Linked DNA regions of Homo sapiens: region 2 is linked to region 1. Evidence: chromatin loops called from intact Hi-C (ENCODE). Cell type or tissue: GM12878. All regions are shown on one strand. Region 1 overlaps LOC105374397 (a long non-coding RNA gene). Region 2 overlaps ARAP2 (ArfGAP with RhoGAP domain, ankyrin repeat and PH domain 2).

What was found. Peaks named below come from ENCODE experiments on the same cell type or tissue, not always from the same donor. Only the 100,000 strongest peaks of a DNase experiment are listed, where the experiment ranks them.
Region 2: a loop joins it to region 1, with 7 times the contacts of the local background. A loop is called at or near these places in 1 of 110 quality-filtered maps.

Annotation. Positions count from the first base shown.
Region 1 is chr4:35,968,205-35,972,204 of GRCh38, reverse strand. LOC105374397 (a long non-coding RNA gene) reads left to right here. Exons shown (of 3, transcript XR_925191.3): 1 at 1-142. Among named protein-coding and RNA genes, the nearest start is that of ARAP2, 270 kb to the left of the region's middle. In GM12878, no CTCF peak of the experiment used is centred here; no DNase peak of the experiment used is centred here.
Region 2 is chr4:36,079,724-36,083,723 of GRCh38, reverse strand. ARAP2 (ArfGAP with RhoGAP domain, ankyrin repeat and PH domain 2) reads left to right here. Exons shown (of 33, transcript NM_015230.4): 29 at 274-356; 30 at 1,438-1,473; 31 at 3,445-3,508. Among named protein-coding and RNA genes, the nearest start is that of ARAP2, 160 kb to the left of the region's middle. RefSeq lists an enhancer at 2,054-2,103. In GM12878, no CTCF peak of the experiment used is centred here; a DNase peak (open chromatin) is centred at 2,343; H3K27ac peaks cover 888 bases.

The DNA of each region.
Region 1 (4,000 bases):
TTGGTTTAAATTCTTTGATGGAATAAAATGATTAATAATATATTCTCTAATTACTGAAAAGGGAACTCCTACCACATGGCCAATTGTGTTTGGTGTCCCTGAAACCCTAATTGGGAGATTGACTGGAAGATTCCTAGTTGAGGTATGGCTTGAAAATAGCTAATAAATATTTGTAACCCACGTTGAACATACACATTAAGGAACATGTTGCATAATACACATCTGAAGGAAAACATATTGTACTTTTTATGTAGAGATATGCTTTATGAAGTCTACTATGTTTTCAGTTTGCATGGTCTGATTTATCCTCATCTTTCTAGAAAAAGAAATTTCCTCTTAAGACACTTAGTAATTTTTACCTGATGTTATATTTATATTGTATATGAACATATATAATTCTCTACCAGACAAAATATGCCCTTGTATATATTACAGTAAATTAGCACAGTATTCTGAAAATGTTAGATACAATTAATGCATGTTGAAATAATGAATAAGAAAAAGATTTGATGAATGGGTTACCTGATTCAGAGCAGGCAGACCAGGAACATAGTTTTACTTTGCCACTCTGTTTTTGTTTTTGTTTTTGTTTGTTTTGACTGATGGCAAGTCCCCACATTTTTCTGCACTAGAGTTCCATTATTTCCAAAATAAAGGTCTGGGACTAGATACCCCAAAGGCCCCTTTTAGTGATGACTTCCTATGAATTTATGAGAGGGGAAAAGCAGAGTAATGAAAGTGCAGGGAAGAAAAGAAGAAAAGAGGTTATGATTACAAGCATTTTGATAAACAAATGTTTCCTCTCATTAGATTTCACTAGAATAAACTTCATTTTCACTGAGATAGTAAACATCGTGAGACAGAAAATTATTTTGACAGATTTAATGCAGTTTTTACTTATTTTAAGATTATTTCTGATTATAAAGATTACTTTCTGATATATGTGTGTATTCAATATCTTAAATATGGAGACAAAAAGGACAAAGAAGGAAATAGATTATTCATAATTTCACCACCAGACAGAATATCTGTTAATATTTTAGAGAATTCTATCATCTTAGTATATCTCTATATCCTTTTAAAAGTCAACATCCATGGTCTATCCATTTATGTATATATTTATTTACCCATCTATTTTCCTATCAATAAAGATAAATATGTTATTTATAGACGTGCACAATACAATATCTCATCTATTCATTTAAATCTATCCCAATTTTCTAATCTCAGTTAAATGACTCTGAAGACATTATTTTAATAGCCATTGTGATGACTAAAATTATCTGTTTGGCCACTTTGAATTTCTCCTCTTTCCTTCTTTTGGTAATAGATATTTTCTTTCTTTATGATGAATTTGTTCCGAGTAGTTCAGACCCAATGCCATAAGTCTGGGCACATGACTAAGCCATGGCCAGTCAGAACAGTACATTCCTGGCTGCAGTAGTTTAAGAGAAAGCAAATAAAACCAAAACAACTAGTATGGATGAATGCTTCTGTGGTGTTTTGGTGAAACCACTGAAAGATAGGTACCACTATTCCCTTGGAATGAGTAGTTATAAGATTGATGTAATCCTATTTGCCAAAGAAAAAAATCCACACAGAAAATAACAGTGCTGAGGGAATAAGACCAGTAAGACTTTGGAAGGTATCTTCTGATTCTCTGGTTCAGTCAATGCCTGAAACTAGTATAATTATGAACTTCCTATTATGAGTTGATGGAGTCCCCCACCACCTCCTTTGTTCAATGAGTTAGGTTTTCATGCCTTACAAAAGAAACTGTCCTGACTAGTACATTTAGATAAGTGGCATATGAAATCTAACATATTTTTCCTGTTTATAGTATTGGATGTATCCATCTTTCTTCTATAATAATATAACTGCATTTTTATAATTTAGTCTTTGCCTATATATCTGAAGAATGAAGTAGGACAGTACAGGGATAGTCTCCTGAAAACAAAATTTACAGAATAAAGTGTGTGTGTGTGTGTGTGTGTGTGTATGTGTTTATTCTATGTCTGTTAACAAAATGCTACTCAGGGACAGGCGCAGTGGCTCACACCTGTAATCCCAGCACTTTGGGAGGCCAAGGCACTGCAACAGCTTTAGACTCTATAGTCCCAACTTTTTAAAAAGACATCAAATCTAGTTTTTGTTTTTCCTAAAGTAAACCTCGAGTATCTGTGGCCTGGTGTGGTGGCTCATGCCTGTAATCCCAGCACTTTGGGAGGCCAAGGTGGGCAGATCACCTGAGGTCAGCAGTTTGAGACCAGCCTGGCCAACATGGTGAAACCCCATCTCTACTAAAAATACAAAAATTAGCCCAGCCTAGTAGCGCATGCCTGTAATCTCAGCCACTCGGGTGGCTGAGGCAGGAGAATAACTTGAACCCAGGGGGATGGAGGTTGCGGTGAGCCAAGATGGCACCCCTGCACTCCAGACTGAGAGACAGAGTGAGACTCCGTCTCAAAACAAACAAACAAACAAAAGGACCAAAAAAACAAAAACAAAATGCCATTCAGATAATTGGACAGCTTGATTGTTATCAACACTAATCTTTGAGGTATATGCTTCAGGGCTAATGGCTTGCAGCATGAAGCACCTCAAGTTTCATTATCTATTATACATTAAATTAATTGGATGGTGCTGAATCTTCCTTTGTCTGGCAATCCTGTGGTTTTCAGGCTCACTCCGTCATCATACAAAGCCATATAGCTGACAATTAAGTATCCCTCCCTTCTCTAGCTTGTTTGGTGGGGACACGGAAGCATCGAAGTCAGGAGGGACACACAAATGGCTACTTCTCTCTTTCTCCACCTTGATATTTAACCTTTTTTCTCTCTCACTTTACAAAAATAATTTTCTCTCATCTAAATATCACTCTCTCCCTCCCTCAAGGTGAACTGGGAACAGGAAGAAGAAATTCAAGAAGGGAAGGAAAGTTTTTATAATACTGCTATTTTTGTGAATAGACCTTGAATTATCTAGGGCCGGGAGTTTAAACACTCTTGAGAACTGTTGTGTTCTTTGAACTCCTCACCAACAGGAATCCCTCCACTCTTGCTCATCTCTCCTTTAGTTACATTGACAATGGCAAATACTCTCTGCTACCACTGGTTGCTTGTTCCTGTCACAGCCTCTATTACTCTGTTGAGATAGTCTCTTCTGCTAAAAAGAATGTTACTGTAACATATTAGATAGTACATGATTGGTAAATAGTGGAATGATATCAATATAACAGAAGAAGTTTCAGAAAGTCATATGTGAGTTTGTTTTTCGGCATATTTATATTTTCGGCCACCAGTATCAGCAGTTGAACACAAAGTACACTAACAGAGTTAATCACAGCAAACTACTGAAGTATGCAGTTGCAGATATGATACCCAATCAATGCACGTTCTCCTTCTTGGCCTAGCTTGGCCATATTCTCTGTCTGGGAAATGCTTATTGCATTATTATCTCTATTCTGTGTTCATTTTGCCCTTCTCTCCATAATTTCTCAGTCTCAAGCCTTCCTATGTGCCCTACCATTGTATTCCCTTTGTCTTAAAGGTAAAACCCTTCATTTACTATTGTATTTATTTATTCAGAATTTAACATGTGCTTTTACATGTTAGAATTATCCAGTTCCTTTGCAATTACGTGTGTGTGTGTGTGTGTGTGTGTGTGTGTGTGTGTGTGTATTTCTATTCTTTTTTTAGTAATAAGATTACAAAGGTTGCCTGGGTTTTGTCATCTCTCTCTAACCTTTTTATCTCATAAACTCAGGTTATTATTATTATTTTAATTTTTCTTTTGAGATGGAGTCTCGCTATGTTGCCAGGCTGGAGTGCAGTGGCTCAATCTCGGCTCACTGCAACTTCTGCCTCCTGTGTTCAGTTGATTCTCCTGCCTCAGCCTTGTGAGTAGCTGGGATAACAGGCACGATCCACCATGCCCAGCTAATTTTTGTATTTTTAGTAGAGACGGGGTTTCATCATGTTGGCCAGGATGGTCTCAATCT
Region 2 (4,000 bases), 110 kb before region 1:
AAGAATTATAGAGCCATGTGCATGTCTGTATATACATGTGTACAAGTATATAACATGAATATATCCAACATTATTAATATGTATTGATTGTATTGTAAATCCTAAGAGTCTTCATTGTAAATCCAAAGAGTCTTCATTTACTAAACTCATGAAATGTTTGTTTTATGAAACACTGAGAAACTAAACAATTCTAAACCCAATCATTAATGCTCAAAGAAAATGTAAGGAAATGTGTAAATCCATTTAATTACAAATTATTTTTTTACCTTACAGAGTAGTAAACATGACAAGATGTTTTCTCTCAGTTCCATGAAGTTTTATCGTGGAGTGAAAAAGAAAATGAAGCCTCCAACAAGGTAAAGTTTGAAAGGGAAGTGCTGAAAGGAAAAACTTATGGGAAAAATATGTCTATTTAAGGATTTAGGGATCAGTGGCATTAGTCTAACTTTTTATAAAGTAAGTTTTAGGCTATTTTTTTTAAGTTGCTTCCCCTGTCACAGGGTTCTTATGGCAGATCAAGGAACTTGTATGAGTAGATAAGGAGGGACGATGTTCCCACTGAGACTGAGACCAAGCTCCTTGGTGATTGCAATCTCTCTGTGTAAAGTAAGAAATCCCGGGAGGCTCTGTCTACTGGGAAGTACATGGCTTCCTCTGCATCTCATTCCCTGAGCTGTCACATCACAACCTGAGGGCATCTCAGGCAAGTCTACAACACAGGAAAGCAAATGCTGCCCTCCAGCTTCCTGATGCTTGGCTTCTACAATGTTTTGGTTCTGGCTCTGTAATTTTCCCTTTTTACTATGCTGACTTTGGTACTGAAAACCCATCATAGCATGTAAGCGCTAGAGGAGGTGGGTGCCTCCTACAGATTGCGTGCCTCTTTAACACTTCATGTACCCCAGCATTTGATTTACACCACAATTTCTTATCACAGGTTACTTTGATTAGCTAATAAATGTTTGCACTAATACTTAGTATCATGAACATCATTTATATGTGCTTGCTTCTGAGATTTTGCTGCTGAAAATTTCTTCACTTTTGCCTTCATACTCAGTTTCTAAGCCTAGAGCATATACCTGTGTTTTAATAGGCATGTTCTTTAATTTCCCCCAGTAACCGTACATCTCTCTATATTATCTTATTTCAGTCATTTTCGTAGACATTTGGCCTTATTCAGTTAAGAGTATCTTCTCAGAGACATCTCCTCTCTGCCCCATATCATCACAAGCCTCCTTCCTTCTATATAAATGTGTAGCCAGATCCCTTAGCATTTAGCATTCACCTCTAGCTAAGTCCAACACATTGAATCACCACTTGTGGAAGTCTATGCATTCCCACCATTAAATCTCATCTCCTTAACATCTAATCCTGTTTTCTGTCTTGTAAAATGTATTATTTTTAATTTATGTGTGTTTTTTTTTCTATGTGATGCAGCTGGGGATTGACCGCATATTCTGAGAAACATCACTGGTAAGTTAACAGCTGACAACTTTTGGACATAATATATTGGTGACAATTTCAGGAAAAGAATAATTTCAGTAATTGCAGATAGAACTACAGACGGAAAGTGTTTTGCCTAAGTGAAATTAGGGTTGTTTGTAAAGACTTTGAGCCTAAGAAGAGGAAAACAGATTTGTATCAGGGTTCAAGTCCCATGTATCCTATTTGGCAATGCCTCTGAAGTGAAACTACGCCTGATTTCTTCCATAGTTATTATGAGTGTGGAATTCAGCTTTTATGAGATAAGTAGGTGATAGTTTTAAAACAGAATAAGAACTAGCTAAAATCAGATTTAAGAAAAACATATATCCCGCTCTCAACCCTATTTCTATATATGTACTTTTTGCCATATACTGTTACCAGTATCCATCAGTATTTCTAGAGATTGTACTAGATGTTTCCTTCTCTTCACCTCCCTGTGTCTAATCGGTCACTGAGCCACACGAGATCTGCCTCTTCCTTGTGCCCCTCCTCCACCTACACCTCTCTACCCTGAGGGCCTGGCCTTCATTGATCTGCCTGGATTATTCCAGGAGTCCTAAGTGCTCTTCAGGCCTCTTCTTTGCTTTTGTTTTGTCGTACATTCTCCACCTCTCCACTGAGGAGTATTTTCTATGCTGTACCATGTTTCTCTCCTGCTTTAAAACTTCTGTGAATTCTTTCACCTATAGGATCAAGCACAGAATTGTTGCGTGGCATGCAAGGCTATATATGACTCCACCAACTTCATCTCCCACAGTTTTTCTTTTTCACTTAATGACAAAACAATCATCTATCTTTATTCACCACGCATTCCTTGCTGTTTCAGATCTGCATGTGTGATGTACATGGTCCCTCTACTAAACCTTTGTTCATACTTTTCACTTCTCCTTCCTGTCATACTTTCATTCTCCCCCTGATGACTCAACCAACTCAACTGTCAATGTTCTTTGAAATCATAGCTCAAATGCCCCAAAGCCTTATCTAATAGCTCTCACCTCTGATCATTATTTCTTCTTTGCACCTACAGTATTTTATAAACAAGGGTACGGAATTAAAATGATTTGTGGCAGGAATGGTTTGTGGCCTGGACATGGTAATAGGGAAAGACAATGTTTTCATGAGGTGCTGATGAAGAAAACACAGATTTTTTAGAAATTTCATTTTCAACATTTTTCAGGTAAATTATTTTGATAATACAGGAATGTAAAGAATACAATTACTTTGAAAAGCCCATTAGATCTTTCCAATATCAATTATAAAATTTTCCTCTTATAAAGAACAACCCTCTCCTCATCCCCAAGTCTGTGGTTTCTATGTTTGCACTCAGTTTTATTTTTGCTTTTTCTCACTGTGTTGTAATTTATTTGTCTATATGCTTAGCTCCCCTAATAGACTACAGGAGCCTTCAGGACAAGGTCTCTGTTTTAGTTAGTCTTTCAATAAAAGGTTACTTAATCACTGTTATTGGATATGCAGTGGTTTTTCATGTAGTTTCATTTTTTATGAATCTGTGGGTATTAGTGTTTACAATTACAATGATGGAGACTATGTCTCAGCCTTTTAAAAAGAAAGATCTGCTCTTATGAGGATGTGCACATATTTTTCTTCTCAGGCTCAGAATTTTAGTGGAATACAGTGTTTTACCATCAGGTACTTGAAAAGGCAAAATGAAATAAATCTTTCTGCCTTTCCGAAAAATATTGGTCATCATTTTGCAGCACTTACCAAAGGCTTCAGTTGTATTTTGTTTAAACCAATATATTTACACTATAACTTCGTATTGTACATTTAGCAGAAGACCAAAACAACTTGTACTGAAATGTTCCACTTTTGTGATTGCATTACGTCATTAATCAGGAGAGACCCAGAGATTTTTGATCACCAAATCACTCAGCAGATACACTAGAGAACAGTCAATTGTCTTTTTGAATGACATAGTTTATAAACCTCGTTTTGCAGGCACCTGTGTTGTGATAGTTCACGAACTCAGACGGAGTGGATGACCAGTATCTTTATTGCCCAGGTACGAGATTTGTTTGAACTATCCAGTAGAGTATAATAACTTTGTTTACAGGAAATGTTAGTGTGATGGTGATTTCTAAAGAATTTTTAATAAGCATTTTAAATGTATGTACAATTGGCATAAACTTTGATTCTCTCATTCTTAGTTTTTAAAATAGTATATTAAAGTTCAAATTTATTCATTACCTTTTGAAAGAGAGTTTATTCCATTAAAGCGTCTTTTCTGCCAGCCCCACAGCCTCCTTGGCTTAGGTGAGGTGTGTTGCTTTAAAATGGTCGTGTAAGAAAGAGGGACTTTTCTAAGCTGTCATCCTACCACAATCCCACATAGACCTTCATTTAGAAAAGTGTTCTATTTCCCTTCTTGTTCTCCCACTCTCTCCACCCCTGCCTTTCCAGAAACAAGGACAGGAACCTACTTTTCTTTAATAACTATTGTGTGCTAGATACTTCATAAGAATAACTCATGTATTCCTTGCAGCAAACCATACAA